2 separate regions of the Homo sapiens genome follow, and region 2 is linked to region 1. A link is an interaction called in ENCODE POLR2A ChIA-PET data of the cell type or tissue named here. Cell type or tissue: OCI-LY7. All regions are shown on one strand. Each heading gives the region's core, and the rest is flanking DNA. Links, peaks and the distances in the headings are about the cores only. Region 1 overlaps ADPRHL1 (ADP-ribosylhydrolase like 1). Region 2 overlaps SLC9D1 (solute carrier family 9 member D1).

Region 1 (12,029 bases), core at 3,101-8,100:
TGGGGGCTCTCCTGACTTGAGAGCGACCCCGCAGAGCTCTGGGTCCGTTGTGCACACTCAGGCGTTTCCTGTGCGGGGCCGACTCACTCGCCCTGCTGGTGCTTGGGGCTTTTCTTGCCTAACTTCTGGGCGTGCATTAGCAGCCAGCAAGCTCATCAGCACAGACAAGCTCAGAGCTCATCTTATAGGCACTGCCTCCCTTATTTTCTTTGGTATGTCAAATTTTACAACTGTTTACTGAAAAATAAATGCATGCGAGTATATATGTATTTAATAAAACACGGTTAAGGAAGAAGTCCGGGAGGCCTGTCCTGGTCCATCTTCCAGGGCAGTGGGGAAAGATGGAGCCAGCGGCTTCTGGGGTACTGAGCTCACCCCGCAGTCCACACAGCCAGCCCTGCACCTCACGGAGCAGGTGGCACTGGGTGCGCAGCTCTCAGGGAACATGGCCACGTCTGGCCCCACTAGGCTCCCATCCACCATTGCAGTGGCCTCATTCCGCTAGTGTGCAAGCCATCAGAGAGGAGCTCGGAAGAGACTGATCTGAATTACGATGATCCTGGCCATAATGAGGCTAACAATGCCCAGGGCTGGCAGGACAGTCCTGGAAATCCCGTGGTCACCGTCTGGGTGGAGACAGCCCTGGAGGGGCTGCCTCTTCCAAAGACATGAGCTCTCTCCTCTCACTGCTAGCCATCGTGGGGACTGCAGCCGCTGCGGGTCAGTAGTGGCAGGAGGCGAAGTGATGGCCATGGTACTCATGATGTAGTTTCAGAGATGCAGTCGTGTGGGAGGACTAGTGACGGCCGTGGTGACAGTACCAGTAGCAGCAGCAACAATGGTGGTGGTACTCGTGACGGTCAGGGTGGGAACAGTGTGGTGCCAGTGACTGCAGCAGTGGTTGTCGTACTAGTGACGGTATCATGTGGAGGAACTGGTGATATCAGTGGTGACAGGACCAGTAGCAGCAGCCATAGTGGTGATGGCTGTACTGGTGACAAAAGCGGAGCAGTGATAAAAGGCGGGGGTGGCACTAGTGGCGGGGGTGGCAGTGGCACCAGTGGCGGGGGTGGCAGTGGCACTAGTGGTGGCGGTGACAGTGTTGCTAGCGACAGCAGCAGTAGGGATGGTGTGGTGCTGCCGATGGGAGCAGCTGTGGTGGTGGCAGTAGTTACAGTGCGAGTGGCCATGCAGGGGAGCAGTGACCCCCGTTGCCGAGCCCTTGCCCCACTGGGCACTGCTCCCAGGGTGTCATCTGCCACTCAGTCCTCACGAGAGCCTGTGAAGGGCATGGTGATCACCCCTCTTGTGGATGGGGCATGTGGGGCTGAGAGGTTGTGTTGCTGTTTTGGAGCCATGTTAGCTTCAGAAGGTTCTGCTGTGGACCCTGTGGGTGTGTCTGAGGCCCACAGCCACCTAGGAGAGGGGCGAGCCTGCTGTCACGGCGCCATTGGCCAGAGGCAGGCTCTGCGGTGGGTGCCGCGTGCGTTCTGACATCCCACTTCTCTGTACACCGGGGCTGTGACACTGCCCTGCCGGGGCTGTCGTGGGGAAAAGATGACCCTAAGCCCAGGCTGGGCCCACGGTGAACGGCCACTCAACACGGCCGCTACATGGAGCATGGTTGCCCGTGACACGCCATGCGGAGACAGGCCGCAGAGACAGGCTGCAGAGACGCTTTCCAGCGGCTGTTGGGCCACTCTTGAAGGCACTCATCAGGGCCTCCCTTGGCCCGGCGGGAGGGCTGCAGCAGCGGCAAGAGTCTATGAATGGTTCTCAAGCCCAGGGCTCTGGGCCGGTCCTGACCCTGCCTACGGCTCTGCCCCCGCGCAGGGTGGCTGCAGCTCTGGACTCATGGGAGCACGCGATGCAGGCTGTAACACAAACTGTGGCTCTTACTGCCAGAGGTGGTTTGAAAATGGAAAAGGGAGTAGAGTTAAAAAGCACTTTGAAGTGTCAATTTCATAAAATCAAACCCTTAAAACATTTTTGGTCATTATCATAGAATATATAAATTATTCATCTATTAAACATGTGAAATAATTTTTTTTTTGAGATGGAGTCTGACTCTGTCGCCCAGGCTGGAGTGCAGTGGTGTGATCTCAGCTCACTGCAACCTCCACCTCCCGGGTTCAAGCGATTCTCCTGCCTCAGCCTCCTGAGTAGCTGGGATTACAGGCATGCACCACCGTGCCCAGCTAATTTTTGTATTTTTTAGTAGAGACGAGGTTTCACCATGGGGGCCAGGCTGGTCTTGAACTCCTGACCTCAGGTGATCCGCCTGCCTTGGCACCCCCAAAGTGCTGGGATTACAGGCGTGAGCCACCGCGCCTGGCCGTGAAATAATTTTTAAAATATGAGTAGGAAATATATTAGCAAATGTTTTAGAAATTTAAATTATTAACACAGATTCTTGTGCTCATTACATTGTTTTCAAATGTCCAGCTTTTTTTTTGTTTTTGAGATAGGGCCTCGCCCTGTCGCCCAGGCTGCAGTGCAATGGCGCAAACACAGCTCACTGCAGCCCCAACATCCTGGGTTCAGGCGATCCTCCTACATCAGTAGCTGGAAACACAGGTGCGTGCCGTCATGCCTGGCTAATTTTTAATTTTTTTGTAGAGATGGAGTCTCCCCGTGTTGCCCAGGCTGGTCTCGTACTCCTGGGCTCAAGTGATCCTCCTGCCTCTGCCTCCCAAAGTGCTGGGATCACAGGTGTGAGCCGCTGCACCTGCACCTGGCAAATGCCCAACATTTTCGGGTCTGAAGGTTTTAATTTTTAATTTGCGCCCAGTTGCAGCACTCAGCTAGCAGGAGTCCAGCACTGCTCCCTTCTCAGCATCTGACTCTGGCCCACCAGTTGGGTCACGTGCCTTCCCTCTTTCATTTTAACGAGTTAGCAAAGTTGCCTGTGAGTCCACTGCTTAGGCCATCTGTCCCCAGGGTAGTAAAGGCACGCACCTGCTTTGCTGCAGACTCAGTGGGGGTGGGACGGCCAGGCCGGCAGAGCTGCGTGTTGATCGAAGGCCGGTTGCTCACCGCTGTTCTCACGGAGGGGTGGGCAGCTCTGCCCTCCTTGTTGGGATGCCAGTCACAGCAGATACCAAAAGGTAATCTTGAACGAGGCTAGCGTGGCTGTTGGATGTGCGTGGGACTGGGCGGTGCCAGGACTAAGGGCCAACTGCAGGTCAGGAGTTTTGAGTCCTTTTTGCTTTTTTTAAATGGAAGCCAACCGAGCCGCCTCCTCATTACCTTTCAAAGTCAGGCCTAGAGTCAGGCGCTACCGCAGCCACCCCAGCCTGGCCTCTCAGAGGCCTGCCCTCCACAGGACGGGCTGCGGACGGGGACAAATCCCAGTGAGCAGCTGGCCAGCTGGCACAGACCACAAGGACGGAAGTGCCGTGTTAAGGGGGCGACATGATCCAACCCGCTTCACCCTCACACAGCCCGATTTGGGGGTGTGATTCACATGTGGCAGTCGCCCCGTTACAGGTTAGAAACCTGTGGCCCGTGGGGTGGAGCCGCTCCCGTGGTTCCCGTGGTCTCCTTGGCTCCCTTGGCCGGCGGGTGGTGGGGCCAACCCAGGGCACAGCAGGAAAATGCAGGAAGTATTGTACAAACCCTTGTCCCCAGGGTCCCCCCGATCCCACCTGCACCCAGGCACTGGTGCGTTTCTTTGTCTTTTGTTCTGACACAAATGATACCAAAACCACTGAATTCTTCCCTTGCACAGTTTCTTCAACATCACCGTGCTTATCGCTAATCCTGCTTTTGGGCTGAAAACAGGCCTTAAGCAAAGCAGATTAAAAAATAAGCCAACTCCCCCAACAAATAAAAAAATCGATGTGAACCCACAAGATTTCCAGCCCAGTGTCCCGGGCAGGGCGCCCTCACAGCAGGCAGCCGGCAGGTGCAGGGTCAGCTTCTGTCTCCTTTAAGCAGACGTGCAGATGGCGGCAGCTCCAGGCCCCCGCCCCCCACCCCACACTTAACCTGTGAGGTGGTTGTGGGTCATCCGGCCGCACTCCACGCTGACCTCCCTCCCACCCCCCGCCCACACTTACCTGTGGGATGGTTGTGGGTCATCCGGCCGCACTCCACGCTGACCTCGATGAGGGTCTCCAGCCGCTCAGGCTTCCAGTACCGCAGGCCGATGCACATGGCCTTGGTGGCCGCTCCAAACCCTGAGCCTGTGTGGAGAAGGAAGAGCTAGTTTAGACTTCTGCTCCAATAATTCCACCCCTGACAATCTAGCTTTCATGAATAATTTTAAAAGTAGAAAAATTTGTGTAATAACATGTTATCAGAGTGTGGTTTAAATGAGCGAGCCATGGGCAGGCCACTCAAGTCCTGCAGCAGAAAGGAGATGGGGCAAATTCGGTTGCATCCAAGTGTCGGGTGTTAGTCACTAAAAACAGAACGTTTGATGGCCTGGAGATATGCTCGTGATTTGCAGCATGCTTTCAACGAGATGTTTTCCCTGTAAAAACAGCTTCATTGAGTTATAACTACATACAACAAACTAGGCATAATGAAACATGCACGACCCTAAGATTTTTATACTGGTGTACCGCGGGACCCAGCACCCAGGCGCAGGGTGAACATAGGTGTACCCCGGGACCCAGCATCCACACGTAGAGTGAACATAGGTGTACCCCGTGACCCAGCATCCAGGTGCAGGATGAACATAGGTGTACCCTGGGACCCAGCACCCAGGCGTAGAGTGAACATAGGTGTACCCTGGGACCCAGCACCCAGGCGTAGAGTGAACATAGGTGTACCCTGTGACCCAGCACCCACACGTAGAGTGAACATAGGTGTACCCCGGGACCCAGCATCCACATGTAGAGTGAACACAGGTGTACCCCGGGACCCGGCACCCAGGTGTAGAGTGAACACAGGTGTACCCCGGGACCCGGCACCCAGGTGTAGAGTGAACATAGGTGTACCCTGGGACCCAGCACCCACATGTAGAGTGAACACAGGTGTACCCCGGGACCCGGCACCCAGGTGTAGAGTGAACATAGGTGTACCCCGGGACCCGGCACCCAGGCGTAGAGTGAACATAGGTGTACCCTGGGACCCAGCACCCAGGCGTAGAGTGAACATAGGTGTACCCCAGGACCCGGCACCCATGCATAGAGTGAACATAGGTGTACCCCGGGACCCGGCACCCAGGTGTAGAGTGAACATAGGTGTACCCCGGGACCCAGCACCCAGGTGTAGAGTGAACATAGGTGTACCCCGGGACCCGGCACCCAGGTGTAGAGTGAACACAGGTGTACCCCGGGACCCGGCACCCAGGTGTAGAGTGAACATAGGTGTACCCCGGGACCCGGCACCCAGGTGTAGAGTGAACATAGGTGTACCCCAGGACCCGGCACCCAGGTGTAGAGTGAACATAGGTGTACCCTGGGACCCAGCACCCAGGTGTAGAGTGAACATAGGTGTACCCCAGGACCCGGCACCCACGCATAGAGTGAACATAGGTGTACCCTGTGACCCAGCACCGAGGCGTAGAGTGAACATAGGTGTACCCCGGGACCCAGCACCCAGGTGTAGAGTGAACACAGGTGTACCCCGGGACCCGGCACCCACGCATAGAGTGAACATAGGTGTACCCTGTGACCCAGCACCCAGGCGTAGAGTGAATATAGGTGTAGCCCGTGACCCAGCACCCAGGCGTAGAGTGAACATAGGTGTACCCCAGGACCTGGCACCCAGGTGTAGAGTGAACACAGGTGTACCCCGGGACCCAGCACCCAGGTGTAGAGTGAACATAGGTGTACCCCGGGACCCGGCACCCAGGTGTAGAGTGAACACAGGTGTACCCCGGGACCCAGCACCCAGGTGTAGGGTGAACATAGGTGTACCCCGGGACCCAGCACCCAGGTGTAGAGTGAACACAGGTGTACCCCGGGACCCAGCACCCAGGTGTAGAGTGAACACAGGTGTACCCCGGGACCCGGCACCCAGGTGTAGAGTGAACACAGGTGTACCCCGGGACCCGGCACCCAGGTGTAGAGTGAACACAGGTGTACCCCGGGACCCGGCACCCAGGTGTAGAGTGAACATAGGTGTACCCCGGGACCCGGCACCCAGGTGTAGAGTGAACACAGGTGTACCCCGGGACCCGGCACCCAGGTGTAGAGTGAACATAGGTGTACCCCGGGACCCGGCACCCAGGTGTAGAGTGAACACAGGTGTACCCCGGGACCCAGCACCCAGGTGTAGGGTGAACATAGGTGTACCCCGGGACCTGGCACCCAGGTGCAGGGTGAATACAGGTGTACCCCGGGACCCAGCACCCACATGTAGAGTGAACATAGGTGTACCCCGGGACCCAGCACCCAGGCACAGAGTGAACATAGGTGTACCCTGGGACCCAGCACCCAGGTGTAGAGTGAACATAGGTGTACCCCGGGACCCAGCATCCACACGTAGAGTGAACACAGGTGTACCCCGGGACCCGGCACCCAGGCGCAGGGTGAACATAGGTGTACCCCGGGACCCAGCATCCACACGTAGAGTGAACACAGGTGTACCCCGGGACCCGGCACCCAGGTGTAGAGTGAACATAGGTGTACCCCAGGACCCGGCACCCACGCATAGAGTGAACGTAGGTGTACCCTGTGACCCAGCACCCACACGTAGAGTGAACACAGGTGTACCCCGGGACCCAGCACCCAGGTGTAGGGTGAACATAGGTGTACCCCGGGACCCAGCACCCAGGTGTAGGGTGAACATAGGTGTACCCCGGGACCCGGCACCCAGGTGCAGGGTGAACATAGGTGTACCCCGGGACCCGGCACCCAGGTGTAGAGTGAACACAGGTGTACCCCGGGACCCGGCACCCAGGCGCAGGGTGAACATAGGTGTACCCCGGGACCCGGCACCCAGGTGTAGAGTGAACATAGGTGTACCCCGGGACCCGGCACCCAGGTGCAGGGTGAACATAGGTGTACCCCGGGACCCGGCACCCAGGTGTAGAGTGAACACAGGTGTACCCCGGGACCCAGCACCCAGGTGTAGGGTGAACATAGGTGTACCCCGGGACCCGGCACCCAGGTGCAGGGTGAACATAGGTGTACCCCGGGACCCGGCACCCAGGTGTAGAGTGAACACAGGTGTACCCCGGGACCCGGCACCCAGGCGCAGGGTGAACATAGGTGTACCCCGGGACCCGGCACCCAGGTGTAGAGTGAACATAGGTGTACCCTGTGACCCAGCACCCACACGTAGAGTGAACATAGGTGTACCCCGGGACCCAGCACCCAGGTGTAGAGTGAACATAGGTATACCCCGGGACCCAGCACCCAGGTGTAGAGTGAGCATAGGTGTACCCTGGGACTCGGCACCCAGGCGCAGGGTGAACATAGGTGTACCCCGGGACCCAGCACCCACACGTAGAGTGAACATAGGTGTACCCCGGGACCCAGCACCCACACGTAGAGTGAACACAGGTGTACCCCGGGACCCAGCACCCACACGTAGAGTGAACATAGGTGTACCCCGGGACCCAGCACCCACACGTAGAGTGAACACAGGTGTACCCCGGGACCCGGCACCCACACATAGAGTGAACATAGGTGTACCCCGGGACCCAGCACCCAGGCGCAGGGTGAACACAGGTGTACCCCATGACCCAGCACCCAGGTGTAGAGTGAACATAGGTGTACCCCAGGACCCAGCACCCAGGCGCAGGGTGAACACAGGTGTACCCCGGGACCCAGCACCCAGGTGCAGAGTGAATGCCTCTGTTGACCCTGAAGCCGCCGGTGCCCTCTGCAATCCGTCCTCCTGCCTCTCCCAAGCCCCACTGCTGCGACCGTGCGTGTTACTCGGCGTGTTCCAGGCCCTGTGTAAACAGAATCACGGAGAACGTGCCGTGCTTTCCGCCTGGCTTTTGTCACTCCTTATAACTGCTCTGAGAAGCGCCCACGTTGTTGGGGATCAATAGTGATTCCTTTTTATGGCTGAATAGCTCCCTCTTGCATTGATCTGCCATGGCTGCTCTATCTGCAGACCTGCAGTTTGGGCTGTGTCCAGTCTGGGGCTCTGAGCATGAGGCACCAGATCCTGGTGTGGACAGAGGCTCTCTTCTCTTGGGCGAATGCTGGGGCAGAGCCTCCAGATCACGTGGTGATGAATGTTTAACTTTTTTGTTTGTTTGAGATGGAGTCTTGCTCTGTGGCCCAGGCTGGAGTGCAGCAGCCTAATCTTAGCTCAGTGCACCTCCGCCTGCCAGGTTCAAGCAGTTCTCCTGCCTCAGCCTCCTGAGTAGCTGGGATTACAGGCACACACCACCATGCCTGGCTAGTTTTTGTATTTTTAGCAGAGATGAGGTTTCACCTTGTTGGCCAGGCTGGTCTTGAACTCCTGACCTCAGGTGATCAGCCTGCCTTGGCCTCCCAAAGTGCTGGGATTACAGACATGAGCCACCACGCCTGGCAGAATGTTTAACTTTTAAAGAAACTGCCAAATGGGTTTCCAGAGTCAGAGTGGTAGAACCATTTGATGTCCCTCCAGTAGATCTTCCACAGCCCTGACAGCACTTGCTACATTTTTAAAAATTTTAGCCATTCTGTTAGTTATGTAATGGTATCTCATTGTGGTTTTATTTGCATTTTTCTAATGACGGAAGATGGTGAGCATGATTTTGTGCTTATTGTCCACCCATATATCTTCTTTGGAGAAGTTTTGCCCATGTTTTATTCTTTTAAAAAAATTTTATAGTTGGGCATGGTGGCTTATGCCTGTAATCCCAGCACTTTGGGAGGCCAAGGCAGGCAGATCACCTGAGGTCAGGAGTTCGAGACCAGCCTGGCCAACATAGTGAAACCCCTGTCTCTACTAAAAATACAAAAATTAAGTGGCATGGTGGCACGCACCTGTAGTCCCAGCTACTCTGGAGGCTGAGGCAGGCGAATTGCTTGAACCCAGGAGGTAGAGGTTGCAGTGAGCCGAGATTGTGCCACTGGGTGACAGAGCGAGACTCCATCTCAAAAAAAAAATTTCTTTTTTATAATAGAGATGGCATCTCAGTATGTTGCTCAGGCTGGGCTGGAACTCCTGGGTCCAAGTGATCCTCCTGGCTCAGTCTTCCAACGTGCTGGGATTATAGGTGTGAGCCACCACACCTGGCCCTCTTGTCCATTTTTGTATGGGGTTGCTTGCTTTCTTCTTCTTAAGTTGGAAGAGTTCTTTATGCATTTTGGACTCAAGTCCTTATCAGATATCTGCTTTGCAAATATTTTCTCCCAGCTTTGACTTGCCTTTTCATTCATTAAATAGAGTTTCCTGGAGAGCAGAAAAATGAATTTGGGAAGTATTCCTCTTCTTCAATCTTTTGGAAGAGTTATGTACAATTTATATTATTTATTCCTCAAACATTTGGTAAATACCCTGTGAAGCCATCAGGGACTGAAATTCTCTTTCCTTTTTTTTTTCTTTTTTTGAGACGGAGTCTCACTCTGACTCTGTTGCCCAGGCTGGAGTGCAATGGCACAATCTCAGCTCACTGCAACCTCCGCCTCCCGGGTTCAAGTGATTCTTGTGCCTCAGCCTCCTGAATAGCTGGGACTACAGGTGTGCACCACCACGCCCAGCTAATTTTTGTATTTTTAGTAGAGGAGAGGGCTCACCATTTTGGCCAGGCTGGTCTCGAACTCCTGACCTCAGGTGATCTGCCGGCCTTGGCCTCCCAAAGTACTGGGATCACGGGTGTGAGCCACCGTGCCCAGCCTGGGCCTACAGTTTTCTTTGTATTTTTTTTTTTTTTTTTTTCCTGAGACGGCGTCTTGCTCTGTCGCCAGGCTGGAGTGCAGTGATGTGATCTCGGCTCACTGCAACATCCACCTCCTGGGTTCAAGCAATTCTCCTGCTTCGGCCTCCTGAGTAGCTTGGATTATAGGTGCCCACCACCATGTCTGGCTAATTTTTGTATTTTTAGTAGAGACAGGGTTTTGCCATGTTGGCCAGCCTGGTCTCGAACACCTGACCTCAGGTGATCTACCCGCCTTGGCCTCCTAAAGTGCTGGGATTACAGGTGTGAGCCACCATGACTGGCCTTGTAATTTCTTCCATAAGATGTAATACTATTTAGATGACCTTTCTCCTCTTGAGTGACCTTCGGTAGTTTATGTCTTTCAAAAACATTTGTCCTTTTAATCTAAGTTGTTAAATGTATTGGCATAAAATTGTGAATAATATTCCCTTATTTTCCTCTTAATTTCCGTAGACTCTGGTGATTTTACTCCTCTCGTTCATAGTGATGATTTGTCTTTCTCTTTTTTCCACATCAGTCTAGCTAGAGGATTCTCAATTGTTTTGATCTCCTGAAAGAACCAGCTTTTGGTTTTATTAATTTGCTCTACTCTTTTTCTGTTTTCAATCATTGATTTTCATGCTGATCTTCACTATTTTCTTTCTTCTGCTTTCTTTTGGCTTAGTTTGCTATGAGTTTTCTGGTTTTAAAACGTGAAAATGAAAGCCAATGGCTGGAGACCTTCATGTTGAAATCACTGCCTATAACTGTGGGTTTCTCTAGTTCGCTTTGCAGCATTGTCAGTTTTTGCTTCATATATTCTGAAGATCTGTTATTAGGTACAGAGACATCTAGGTTTGTTATGTCCCCCTGATGAACTGATCCATTTACTAGGATGAAATTACCTTCCTTATTCTTGGGAATATTCTTTGCTCCAAAATTTTACTGTATGTGTTACTAATATAGTAACTCCAGCTTTCTTTTGATTAGTGTTAGTGTGGTATATTTTTCCATCTTTTTTTTTTTTTTTGAGATGGAGTCTCACTCTGTGGCCTAGGCTGGAGTGCAGTGGCACGATCTCAGCTCACTGCAACCTCCGCCTCCTGGGTTCAAGCAATTCTCCTGCCTCAGCCTCCCAAGTAGCTGGGATTACAGGGGCATACCACCACACCCAGCAATTTTTGTATTTTTAGTAGAGACAGGGTTTCACTATGTTGGCCAGGCTGGTCTCGAACTCCTGACCTCAGATGATCCACCCGCCTTGGCCTCCCAAAGTTCTGGGATCACAGGTGTGAGCCACTGCACCTGGTCTATTTTTCTTTTTTAGAAGCTTTAATCTATTTACGTCTTTATATTTAAAGTGTTACTGAAGTGCAACAGGAGATTTTTGGTTGTTTGTTTGTTTGCTTGTTTTTAGTGTATTCCTTGGCTAGGCACAGTGGCTTATGCCTGTAATCCCAGCATTTTGGGAGGCCAAGGTGGGCGGATCACTTGAGGCCAGGAGTTTGAGGCCAGCCTGGCCAACATGGCAAAACCTTGTCACTACTAAAAATTCAAAAATTAGCCAGGTGTGGTGGTGGGCGCCCGTAGTCCCAGCTACTTGGGAGGTGGAGGCAGGAGAATCAGCTGAACCCGGGAAGTAGAGGTTGCAGTGAGCCAAAATTGCGCCACTGCACTCCAATCTGGGCGACAGAGCAAGACTCCATCTCAAAATTAAAAAGTTGTTTCTTATAAGCAGCACATAGTTGGGGGCTGGGACCTGCTTCTTTATCTAATGTGACAACTTCTGACTGTTATTGGGGGTCTTCACACCATTCGCATTTGGCGTCATTATTATTATCTTGTTTGTTTTCTACCTGTACTGTCTAGTATTTGTCCCTCCTTCCCCCTTTTCTGCCTTTTTTGGGTTGAATGTTTCTCAAGGGATTCAATTTTAACTCTTTTGCTGGGGCTTACTATTGCTAACTCTTCTGTGATTTCAGCGGTGGCTTTTGGGTTCATGGTGTCCGTCTGCAGCTCGTTACAGCTGTGGGATGACACTGTGGCATACACGGTGTGGGAACCTCACCGTCATCGGCTTCCATCTCTCCCCTGCTAGCCTTCGTGCTATTGTTGTTGTACATTCTACTTATATTTTATAAACCATACCGTTCATTATTATTTTTAAGTCAATTATCTTTTAAAGATATTTAAATAACATGTTTTAAAATCTTACACATTTCCCCATACAGTTACCATTTCTGTAACACTCTATCCCGCTGCGTGG
Region 2 (12,029 bases), core at 4,034-9,033, 78 kb after region 1:
TAGACTCGGGGGCTTGGCAAGAGGCTGGCGTTCTCTGTTAGTAAGTTGTGCTCAGCTGCCCTGCGTGGTGACAGAGTCAGATGCGTGGAAGGACACTGGATTGGGACTCAGGAGACGTCTGTGAAACTCCTTGCTGACATCTGATTGAGTGGGGCTGGGCAGGGTTCCTTCTGTGTCTGGGATGTGCGGGTGTCTTGGCGCTGACGAGGGTCTCCCGGTCCCAACTCCTCTCACCCGTTGCCGAGCCTGTGCTGCTGTCCCCGGAGGGAGCCGTCGGAGTCTGGCCCCACCCTGGTTCATGGAGACGGCATCCCGCTGTTTTTCTAAGTCTGTGGACTCGGATTGCAGATCTGTATCCACCCAGAAAACGACATTATTAAGCAATGTGTTTATTTTCCCCTTTTTATTACTCAGGTATAAATATCTGGCCAAGCTTTAGAATAACCTGAGATACCCGGAGTGACTTTTCTGAACTGATGAGCCTCCTGCCACGTGGGTTAGCTTGCACACCACACTTATGGGTGGGAAAATAATTTCCTTGGGTTTTTGAAATGTTAATACTTGCCAGAAGGCCCCTCTTAGGACTTCTAAAGATATGATTAGAAACTACTTGGAACACTGAAGCCCCGAAACTGCGCCGTGCATAGTGCTGAGGAAAGCTGCCCACTCTGTTCTCGCCCTTGTAGCTGCTCGCTCCTCTAGCCTGACTTCAACTGTTCCTTAAACTTGATCTCTTAAGAGTCTGTCAGTTTCTGCCTCTCTCCAGATTGTTTCTCAAGTCATTGTGGTTGGGAGTTTCGTTTGCTTCTGTCTTGTATCTTCTCTGTTCTAACTACAAATACCTGTTGAGCACCTGTGGTGTTCCAGGCCCTTCAGGGGCTGCTGGGTGAGGCAGGTATAACGTACGTGTGTGCCTACCCTGCGGCTTGTATTTTGGGATTTCAGGAGAATGTGTCTTGGCGCCGGGGGTGCCAAGGGGCCCTCCCGTCAGCGCCTCCTGACCTTCAGCCCACAGGCAGCCATCTGGGGGGCTTGGTAACCCACAGATTCTGACCTGGGCGCACCTGCAGATGGGGTTTCTGATGCATGCACGGGTCCCGTGTTGAACAGGAAGCTTCTTACTCTCACCTGTGCCCCTGTGGCCTTTCCTGGTGCCGTTTCCCACTGTGGTGTCTGGACACCTTTCTCCCAGGGCCCTCCTGGCTGGAATGTGGGGTAACACAAGATAATAACGTCAGACAAGGTTCACCCTGGTAATGACCTCAGAGATAACAGAGTCTCGCCTGTTCTCTATAGAAACTAAAGCTAGAGAGATTGCTACCCACCCAGGGCGCACAGCGAGTTAGTGGCAGATCAGGCCTCAACTCCATGTGTCCCTTGAGGGTTAGGAAGACCCAGAATTAGAGCTGGCTAACACTGCTTGCAGGAGTAACCCCCACGCCCGTGGCCTCCTCAGGCTGCAGCCAGCGTGGACAGCACGGGTGCTTCCATTGCTCTTCGGCCGTGATATTCGGAAGAGGAAGGGTGTGAGACGCGCTCTGTGATAACCATCACAATTGCCAAGCATAGGAAGTAGAGAAAAGAAATTCAGAGGCAGGCTTTGTGGGACCGACCCTTCCCCTCCTTGTGGAAGGAGAGAGGGGGCCGAGCAGAGTAGAGACTTACCTGAGTCTCCGCAGCCCAGAGCTGTTAAGTGGCATCTGCTGGCCTCCTGTCACATGACATCTCAGTGTTCAGATGAAGTGAGCCCGGGCCTCATGGGGTTGGAAGGCACTGTGCTTCCCCTTTGGGGTCCGGAAGCTCCATGGTGGACAAGCAGGCCAGCTGGTCACAACTGTGGGAAGCTGGGGCGTGTCTGCTCATTTCCCTGATTCTCAAAAAAAAAGTTGTAATTTTGCAAGAAGTGTTATTTTTCACTAAGAACTAGGTGGGGAGGGAAAGGCTCACATGCTCCAAAGCACCCAAGGTACATTGGGGCTGGCGGGCTTGGTGGGTGGGTCCCCCCGGAGCTGCCTGAGTACGTTGGGACTGGCAGGCTTGGCGGGTGGGTCCCCCCTGGAGCTGCCGGTGTATGTTGGGACTGGCGGGCTTGGCGGGTGGGTCCCCTGACACTGCCTGTGTATGTTGGGGCTGGTGGGCTTGGCGGGTGGGTCCCCTGACACTGCCTGTGTATGTTGGGGCTGGTGGGCTTGGTGGGTGGGTCCCCCCTGGAGGTGCCTGAGTATGTTGGGGCTGGCGGGCTTGGCAGGTGGGTCCCCCCTGGAGCTGCCTGTGTATGTTGGGACTGGCGGGCTTGGTGGGTGGGTCCCCCTGGCGCTGCCTGTCTATGTTGGGACTGGTGGGCTTGGTGGGTGGGTCCCCCCTGGAGCTTCCTGTGTTAGGATGGCAGGCTTGGTGGGTGGGTCCCCCCTGGAGCTGCCTATGTTGGGGCTGGTGGGCTTGGTGGGTGGGTCCTCTGGAGCTGCCTGTCTATGTTGGGACTGGCGGGCTTGGTGGGTGGGTCCCCCCTGGAGCTGCCTATGTTGGGACTGGCAGGCTTCTTGGGTGGGCTCTCCCGGAGCCGCATGTGCCCGGCTGCTCCATGACGCCTATGTTTAGCCACACAGCCCCTGCACCCCTTCCTTCTAGGGCCCCCACCCCAACTTTCACTTTCTGTAGAGGGCCTGGAATTAGGGAATTGATGCTTATATTGATTGGGACCATGCAGTGAGGAGAAAAAAATATGAATGAGCACTTCACGTGGAATAGGAGGAGTTCCAGGTTAATTTCTTTGGTTGATGTATCGTATTTATGTTTATATGTCGGTAGTTTTTATTATTTTACGATTGAAGCGTGCTTTCTTCCACCTTCCCGTCTGGTTTAACACAGTGCTGAGTGCACCCCGAGGCACTATAGAGCCGCTTCGAATGCCGAGCCACAGGGCCTGGGTGCACTTCCTGGCTCCAACATTTACTGGCCACGTGACCTTGGGCGAGTCACTTAACCTGTGTGTGCCTCGGTGTTTTCATCTGAAAGTGGGGAAAATGGTCATCTTGAGCTCAGGGTGTTCTGAGGATTAGGTTCTATTCACACACATGGGGAGAGAGTGCGTGTGCGTGTATTGTGTGTGTGCAGCCCTGTGACAGTGCCTGGCACAGAGGAAGCCCTGTGTGAGGATTCACCATGTTCAGATGGTGACCCCAGCGTTGCTTCACAAAAGCTCAGCTCTGCCTCCTTTCCTGGATGCAGAAATGCGTGAAGTCTGTGTGGTGTGGTCATTGCCTGTTGTCACTAAAAAGTGTGTGACTCACTGTGTTCTCTTTAAGGTGTGGAAGATTTCCTTACAAGGGCCGTGTTACATGACACTGTTAATGATTGCATTTGGCTTGCTGTGGGGGCATCTCTTGCGGATCAAACCCACGCAGAGCGTCTTCATTTCCACGTGTCTGTCCTTGTCAAGCACACCCCTCGTGTCCAGGTTCCTCATGGGCAGTGCTCGGGGTGACAAAGAAGGTAGGTGACGGCATGTTCTGAGTGCGTGTCTAATTCATGCTCGTGTGTAGGTGACTTTTGGATTCACAGTTGAGGGCATGTGAGGAAAAATTGCAAAGTCTTATTTCCCCTCTTAGGACTTTCCTAACCATGGTGGATACCAGGGCTTACATTCTGCAAGGAAATGGTGTCCCTGTGAACTCAGCTCCTCCAAACCTCCACTTCTCCACTTGATTAAGAAAAATGCCCGTGAGGATTGATTGAGGGCCAGAGAGAAATTGGACCAAGATTTTGAAAAACCAGTCAGCACTGGAAAATGACCTGTGGAACTGGTGGATTTTAGGAAGTTGCGTATGTTTTGCTGCTTTAATTCTAGCAGGCACTGGGAATTGATACACTTTTGATACTTTCTTCCTGTGAAATCAAGGTGCTTTGGTAACTGAAGGTGTTCCCGACTCTTTGGCTTTGGCCTTAGTTTCATCGTATGTATGAAACATTGCCGCTTCTAAGTCGTGACTGTTTAGTGGAAGCCGACTTGCTCGGAGCCTAGGCAGGACCGTGTCCCTCTGCGGGGAGGACAGTGGAAGCCGACTCACTCGGAAGCCTAGGCAGGACCGTGTCCCTGTGCGGGGAGGACAGTGGAAGCCGACTTGCTCGGAGCCTAGGCAGGACCGTGTCCCTGTGCGGGGAGGACAGTGGAAGCCGACTCACTCGGAAACCTAGGCAGGACCGTGTCCCTGTGCGGGGAGGCTTGGCAGGTGGCTGTTTCTGACAGCCTGCCTACCCACTGGGTAAGCTGTCACTGTTTTGCTCTTATTTTGTAAAAGTCAGTAAAATACGGGGTCGAAATGTCACAGTCACTTCACTCTGACGTTCACCCTGCACAGAACACACAGGCATAGAAGAGAAAATACGGAAAGAGAAAACCAAAGAGGTATGTCTGACCTCTCCCATAAACCGAGAGGCTCTGTGCCGGCAACTGAGAGGCTGAGCAGAGCTGGCCATGGGCCGCCAAGCAGGGTGCTGGAGCATGTGGGACCCACATGTGCCCTCACTGTGTGACAGGCAGTTGGGAAGCATCTGTCTGTGAAAGGAGGCAGGGAAAACTTTTTAAAAATCTGCGGCTTTCTGCGGGGCCTGAGGCGCCAGTAGGACACGGATGCAGCCTCCCTGCTAGACGCTGGACGGGTGGCCCCGGCCATGGGCCTCCTCCGTGCTGGTGCCAGCATCCCTGTGGGCTGGTCCTAGGGTCAGCCCCATCGTGAGACTGGACAGGGTTGGAGGGTCGGGGGCTGAGTGAAATGAAAAAAGACCAAGTGGGGACCAGGAACGACGCATGAAAACAGCTCCTAGTTTAGTGGCCCGCACACGGGACACCCACACCTGTGAAGAAATCTGTGGCTGGAAAAGAGCTGACGGACTCAGCAGTCACAGCGTGAACTGCCCTTATGGACAGAGAAGCTTCACAAAGACTTCAAAATCAGTGCACGGTGTATATACACTCGGAGGTGTGCAGTATATATACACTCGGAGTCACGGAGGCCGGGACTGGAGAGGCAGAGGGCCGGAGTGTAGATGGAGAGGGTCAGTATATATACACTCGGAGTCGCGGGGGCCGGGACTGGAGAGGGAGAGGGTTGGAGTGTAGATGGAGAGGGTCAGTATATATATATACTTGGAGTCTCAGGGGCCGGGACTGGAGAGGGAGAGGGTTGGTGTGTAGATGGAGAGGGTCAGTATATATACACTCGGAGTCGCGGGGGCCGGGACTGGAGAGGCAGAGGGCCGGAGTGTAGATGGAGAGGGTCAGTATATATACACTCGGAGTCGCGGGGGCCGGGACTGGAGAGGGAGAGGGTTGGAGTGTAGATGGAGAGGGTCAGTATATATATACACTCGGAGTCTCAGGGGCCGGGACTGGAGAGGGAGAGGGTTGGTGTGTAGATGGAGAGGGTCAGTATATATGGACTCAGAGCCCCAGGGGCCGGAGTGTAGACGGAGAGGGTTGGAGTGTAGATGGAGAGGGTCAGTATATATAGACTCAGAGCCTCAGTGGCCGGAGTGTAGATGGAGGGGGTTGGAGCGTAGATGGAGAAGGTTGGAGTGTAGACGGAGAGGGTTGGAGAGTAGATGGAGAGGGTCAGTGTACATAGACTCGGAGCCCCAGGTGCTGGAACTGGAAGGGGGCCGGAGTGTAAACGGAGAGAGTCAGTATATATAGATTTGGAGCCCCAGGTGCTGGGACTGGAAGGGGGCTGGAGTGTAGATGGAGAGAGTCAGTATATATAGATTTGGAGCCCCAGGTGCTGGAACTGGAAGGGGGCCGGAGTGTAGACGGAGAGAGTCAGTATATATAGATTTGGAGCCCCAGGTGCTGGGACTGGAAGGGGGCCAGAGTGTAGACGGAGAGGGTCAGTATATGTGGACTCGGAGCCCCAGGTGCTGGGACTGGAAGGGGGCCAGAGTGTAGATGGAGAGGGTCAGTATATATGGACTCGGAGCCCCAGGGGCCAGAATGTAGATGGAGAGGGTCAGTATATATAGACTCAGAGCCCCAGGGGCCGAGACTGGAAAGAGGACCTGGTAGGTTTTCAGAACTCGAGACAGGAGCCCATCTCCAACACTGATGGGATAAGGGGAAATAAGTCCACCCAGGCATGTCATGTTCTGCAGCTGAGCATGAAGTAGAAGGGAACGTCTGAACACTTGGCAGAAAAGACAGGTGGTTTAAAAAGGAACAGCAAATAATTGGGCTGATAGGACACGTCTCCTCGGCAACGTCAGATGGTGGGAGATAGCGGATAGGTAACCCACACCCTGGGGAGACAAGTCATGTGTGCCCAGTGAAAGTACCATCCAAGAGTAGGGGGTAAAATGCAGGCATTTCTGATGTGCAAAGACCCCAGAGCACCGCCCACCCAGCAGTCCCCACAGGGCCCAGACCCAGGCCCTGCAGAGGCAGAGCTGGGCGTGGAAGCAGCAGGGAGACAGAGGGGGCTAGAAGGTGATACATTTAGTCAGTTATGACTGTTAGAAAAGGAGATGTTTGAGTTTGTTTTTTTAAAGGCCAGGCTAAAACTCTAGATAGTAAGAAGATAGGAGGGTTGCATGTTTGGGAGGTAGTTAGAGTCAAGGACTTGGACACTGAAAGGAAATTTACAGTTAGACATGTTAAATGTGTAATATACCCACAGCACAGTTAGAAATTGTAATTTGAAAAAAAAGCTTTGGGAATAAACTTATCAAAAGAGAGCTGTGACCTTTGAGGATAAAGTCACAAATGGAGTGAATTCATGCTCACAGAGTTCATAAAAAGACTCCATTCATAAAGATGTCACTTCTCCCCAAATTTATAAACTCATAGCTGTTCCAATAAAAAAAATCTGGCAGGAGTTTTCATGAAACTGAAGAAACTGATCCTAAAATTCAGTGGGTACCAAAAAGCTAAGAATAGGCAACATTAATTTGAGGTGAGGAGTCCCCCGCCAGCTCTCAAGACTGAGGATGTCCCGGTGGATAGCAGCACCACAGGCTGAGATGGAGCCGGGGGGTCGGGGCCCACAGCCCAGACGCTGCAGAGAAGCTGGGGAGATCGACTTACCAGGAGTGGGAATTAGCTATCCAACGTAAGAAAATGAAATTAGCTTGACTTTAGAACTACGAGAAGGAAATAGAAAATATCCTTATAACCTTAGGGTAGAATTCCTTAAAATATAAAATGCAGAATTCAAAAGAGAAAATACTGATACATATGACACATTTGACTTTGTAACCTTCTTTTTCATACTAACCTCACTATGGGGACAACTGTAACTTTTATTGAAAGGCATTTTTTTTTAATAAGCCACAGGCCAGAGGAAGACATTTCCTATAGTTATTTATTGTTTGTTTAGAGCAAAGGATTAATATTCAGAATGTATCAAGAACGTCTGTAAATCCAAACCAAAAAGTAACCTAATGGGAAAATAGGCAGAATATCTGAGCAAATAACTTACGGGAGAAGAAACCTAAATGATGAACAAAAAGGAAGACATGAGCCTCGCTAGTATTCGGGGTGCAGGCTGATGGGACTGAGATCGACGCCATCCACACAAGCCTGCTGCCAAGCTTTGTTTTAGACCGAGTCTTGCAACAGGAAGACATGAGCCTCGCTAGTATTTGGGGTGCAGGCTGATGGGACTGAGATCGACGCCATCCACACAAGCCTGCTGCCAAGCTTTGTTTTAGACCGAGTCTTGCAACAGGAAGACATGAGCCTCGCTAGTATTCGGGGTGCAGGCTGATGGGACTGAGATCGACGCCATCCACACGAGCTTGCTGCCAAGCTTTGTTTTAGACCGAGTCTTGCTGTCACCCAGGCTGGAGTGCAGTGGCTTGATCTTGGCTCACTGCAGCCCCAACCTCCTGGGCTCAAGTGATCCTCCCATCTCAGCATCCTGAGTAGCTGGGATGACAGGCGTGTGCCACCATGCCTGGCTAAGTTTTTAGTCTTTTTGTAGAGATGGAGGTCTTGCTATGTTACCCAGGCTGGTTTTGAACCCTGGCCTCGAGCAGTCCTCCTGCCTCGGCCTCCCAAAGCGTTGGGATTGCAGGCATGAGCCACCGCACCTGGCCCTGGCAGACATTTTTAACCTGATCTACCATTGGCAAGAATGTGGAGTTGCAAGATCTAAGCATTCTCCATGGGAATGTAAATTGGTTCAGCCACTTTGGAGAACAATTTTGCAATCAGAAAATTCCATTTCTATATACATATCCTAGAAAATTCTTGCAAATTATTATAATTCAAAACAGCATTATTTTTAGTAGCAAAAAATTAATCAACTGAATATTCAGTAACATGCTGGACAGTTAAGATGTATTCATACATTGGAATGCTGCAGAAGCAAATGTGAATTCTGTAGCATGGAGGGAAAGATAGAAGATGTGGAATGCAACATGTTTTATGTGTTTAAAGTCTGAACTTTACATACATGCAAACTTTTACACTAAAAGCAACAAGAAGTGTTTGAGAATGACAGATGTGGCCGGGTGGCTGTGCCAGAGATGGGGAGGCATGCCATCAGAGAGAGACGCAGGGCAGTCGGCTGCTTGTGACATTTCTTCCAGAAGCTCAGTGATGGCTCTGGTTGTTCATGACATGCTTTGTACCTTTTTTCTTGATCCAAAGTATTTTATAATAATTGTTTTTAAAAACAAGGTAAGTGGCTGGGCACGGTGGCTCACGCTGGTAATCCCAGCACTTTGGGAGGCCGAGGCGGGCGGATCACGAGGTCAGGAGATCGAGACCATCCTGGCTAACATGGTGAAACCCCGTCTCTACTAAAAATACAAAAAATTAGCCGGGCATGGTGGCGGGCGCCTGTAGTCCCAGCCACTCAAGAGGCTGAGGCAGAAGAATGGCGTGAACCCGGGAGACAGAGTTTGCAGTGAGCCGAGATCGTGCCACTGCACTCCAGCCTGGTTGACAGAGCGAGACTCCGTCCCAAAAAAAAAAAAAAAAAAAAAAAAGAAATGCAGCTGACTTGTGTGTGTTTATTTTGTGCCCTGCAACTTTGTGAACTGGTTTATTGTAATAGATTTTTGTGTGTGGAATCTTTAGGATTTTCTACATATGAGATAATCTCATCTGCTTACAGGATCATTAAATTCATTCTTCCCAATTTGGACACCAGCCTTGTGTCTTAGAGATGCACATTGAAAGGTATGGTTAAGAGGATGACTGGGGTTTCCCTTAGGAGGGTAGAGTGGAGGTTAGTGTATGAAACAAGGTTAGTCTGCCTGATCATGGAAACTGGATTATTTGTTCCTTGAGATGCACTGTATTTTTCTTTCTACTTTTGCATATGCTTGAAATTTTATTAGAAATTCCTATATATGTCCAGGCATGGTGGCTCATGCCTGTAATCCCAGCACTTTGGGAGGCCAAGGCAGGTGGATCACATCAGGTCAGGAGTTCAAGACCGTCCTGGCCAACATGGCAAAACCTCATCTCTACTGAAAATATAAAAATTAGCCGGGCATGGTGGCACACGCCTGTAATCCCCAGCTACTCGGGAGGCTGAGGCACAAGAATTGCTTGAACCCTGGAGGCGGAGCTTCCAGTGAGCTGAGTTCACACCACTGCACTCCAGCCTGGGCCACAGAGTGAGACTCCATCTCAAAAAAAAAAAAAAGAAAAGAAAAGAAAAGAAATTTGTATATAGCCCAAACTTAAGACTGTCTCACCAGAGCTTAAAGGTGTTAGCTCTGGCCACAGCAGCGGCCTCAGTCACTCTTCTTACATGGATTTTGATGCAAATTCTGCTCCTTTTCTATTTCTCAAGATTTCTAGCCCCTTCGAGGGGCCCAACCCTCGAAGGAGTCCAGTAAATGTGTAACTCCACTCTGCCTTGCCTGTGCTGAAAACACATAGAAAGAGGAACAGAGGAGGCAGGCACCTGGAGGTCAGAATGGCAGCTGGATTGTGAAGAAGGTGTGGTTTGCATGCCTGGCAGTGATGAGCTTCTTAGGCTTCATTCTTAACCTCGGAGCAAGACTCATTGTCCAGCCACAAGCAGCGTTGGCCTCCAGAGGCCTCCGTGGGCAGGGCCTGCCCTGTGAAACTCAGGTCTGCAAGAGAACCTTGAGACCAGGTGCCGTGGGCTGGCTGGTTCACAAAGGAAGACGGGCTCTATCCATTTCCAGGAAGAGCGCCCTTGTCTCCCTGGGAGTAATGTATGTGGGACCAGGCAAGAGGCCAGGAGTGGTGAGGAAACATTCCCTTCTTGTGAAAATGCAAGCGAGGGGAAAGGAGGTTTCCCCCACAATGTGCTAGAATATTCATGCAGCCTTTGTTGTTGTTGTTGAGGAGGAGTCTCGCTCTGTCGCCCAGGCTGGAGTGCAACGGCACAATTTCAGCTCACTGCAAGTTCCACCTCCCGGGTTCACGCCATTCTCCTGCCTCAGCCTCCCGAGTAGCTGGGACTACAGGCGCCCGCCACCACGCCCGGCTAATTCTATTTTTAGTAGAGACGGGGTTTCACCGTGTTAGCCAGGATGGTCTCGATCTCCTGACCTCGTGATCCGCCCGCCTTGGCCTCCCAAAGTGCTGGGATTACATGCAGCCATTTTTGTATTAGTGAATAAATGGAATTCCTGAACGTCCACCAAGAGATGAATGGATAAACTGTGGTCTGTTCTACAACAGTTTTAAAAATGAATCAGAGCTTTGTGCATCAACATGGATAATTTGCAGATATAGTGGTGGTCAAAAACGGCAAGTCGCAGAAATGTTGATTCTGTGAAGTTTAATATTACAAAATAATAAACTCAGTGTTGCCTCCAGATCTATAGGTGTTAACATTAAGTAGAAATGCATTCAAGGGGATGATGAACTTTCAGAATAAGGTCAAGTGGGGACTGTGGGTGGAGGGAAGAGGGGCCCCACAGCACGGGGTTTACAGACCTCCTTGTGGGGAGTGTGGGTGGAGGGAAGAGGGGCCCCACAGCAAGGGGTTTACAGAGCTCCTTGGCGGCACCCTTAGGACTTTATTTCTTTAAAAATCTGAAGCAAATATGTTACAGGTTTAAAATTTAGCAAATTCCTTAGTGGGTATGTGAGCATTTGATATACTCCTTGTTCTCTGTATATTTAAACTGTTTAATAAAAGGAATGGAAAACAGGAAGAAATCAAAATGCTTATAGTAGTGATAAGCACAAAAAGGTAGTGCAGATTTCAGAAAGATGACAATAGTGAAAGTGTTGAGAAATTAGAGAAATTGTAATATTTCAGTGTGGTAATATTTTCATCTTGTCTGGTTGCACTGCTGAAGTTTTGTGCCCGTCACTACTCCGAGCACTTGTCTTCCTCCTGCAGCCCCGTGAAGTCCCTCGTGAGCAGTGTTTCCTGCGCAGGCCCTGTGGGTGTGGACTCGGGGTCCTGCATCAGGGACCTTGGTGAAGACCTGGTCTCTGCTCTGTGGTGCCCATGGCCTAGCGGGCAACAGTTGAGTGTCTGTTGATTTCAGCCAGTTCACTATGATCGGTGCAAAGGAAGAGAACAAAATATTTAAAACATTTACAAAATGCTGGCAGTAATATCATCAAAGGCTATCTCTAAAAAGTGAGATGTAGTGAGAGATTTTGTTTCTTTTAAATAGAAGGGGCGCAGGTGTGAACGTGTTATCTGCGGAAGATGTGGGGTGGCCGTGGCTCCTTTGCATCCCACAGACTCATCTCGCAGCCTCCCTCCCGTCTTGCGAAGGCTGCGAGATGAAGAGAGATGCGGTGACCACAAGCCCATGCGAGCCTTAGGGTGAAAATCGCTGATCTGTGAAGCCTCCGCATGGACAATATTAGTTGGGAGGCAATTTTATCATCTCCTGAATCGTGTAACCCTAAAAGGCACAAAGCTGTAGCCACAACAGCTTAACGTCATCGTCTGTTCAGACTGTTTTAAAATTCTAAGCCAAGATATTTTGTTCACCAAAAATTTAATTTTGTACAATAAGTCAATCAAGCCTTCTAAAACAATTACCTGAATCTCTATCCAGAAAGAGATTTTTGCTGGCATCAA

What was found. Peaks named below come from ENCODE experiments on the same cell type or tissue, not always from the same donor. Only the 100,000 strongest peaks of a DNase experiment are listed, where the experiment ranks them.
Region 2: POLR2A ChIA-PET joins it to region 1 with 12 read pairs; 2 of 35 experiments call an interaction of 5 or more read pairs at or near these places.

Annotation. Positions count from the first base shown.
Region 1 is chr13:113,429,681-113,441,709 of GRCh38, forward strand. It overlaps ADPRHL1 (ADP-ribosylhydrolase like 1), which reads right to left. Exons shown (of 8, transcript NM_001394807.1): 3 at 4,062-4,187. Among named protein-coding and RNA genes, the nearest start is that of ADPRHL1, 18 kb to the right of the region's middle. RefSeq lists an enhancer at 1,073-1,653. In OCI-LY7, for the core only: no CTCF peak of the experiment used is centred there; no DNase peak of the experiment used is centred there; H3K27ac peaks cover 1,479 bases.
Region 2 is chr13:113,506,933-113,518,961 of GRCh38, forward strand. It overlaps SLC9D1 (solute carrier family 9 member D1), which reads left to right. Exons shown (of 13, transcript NM_017905.6): 7 at 3,306-3,492. Among named protein-coding and RNA genes, the nearest start is that of SLC9D1, 22 kb to the left of the region's middle. In OCI-LY7, for the core only: no CTCF peak of the experiment used is centred there; no DNase peak of the experiment used is centred there.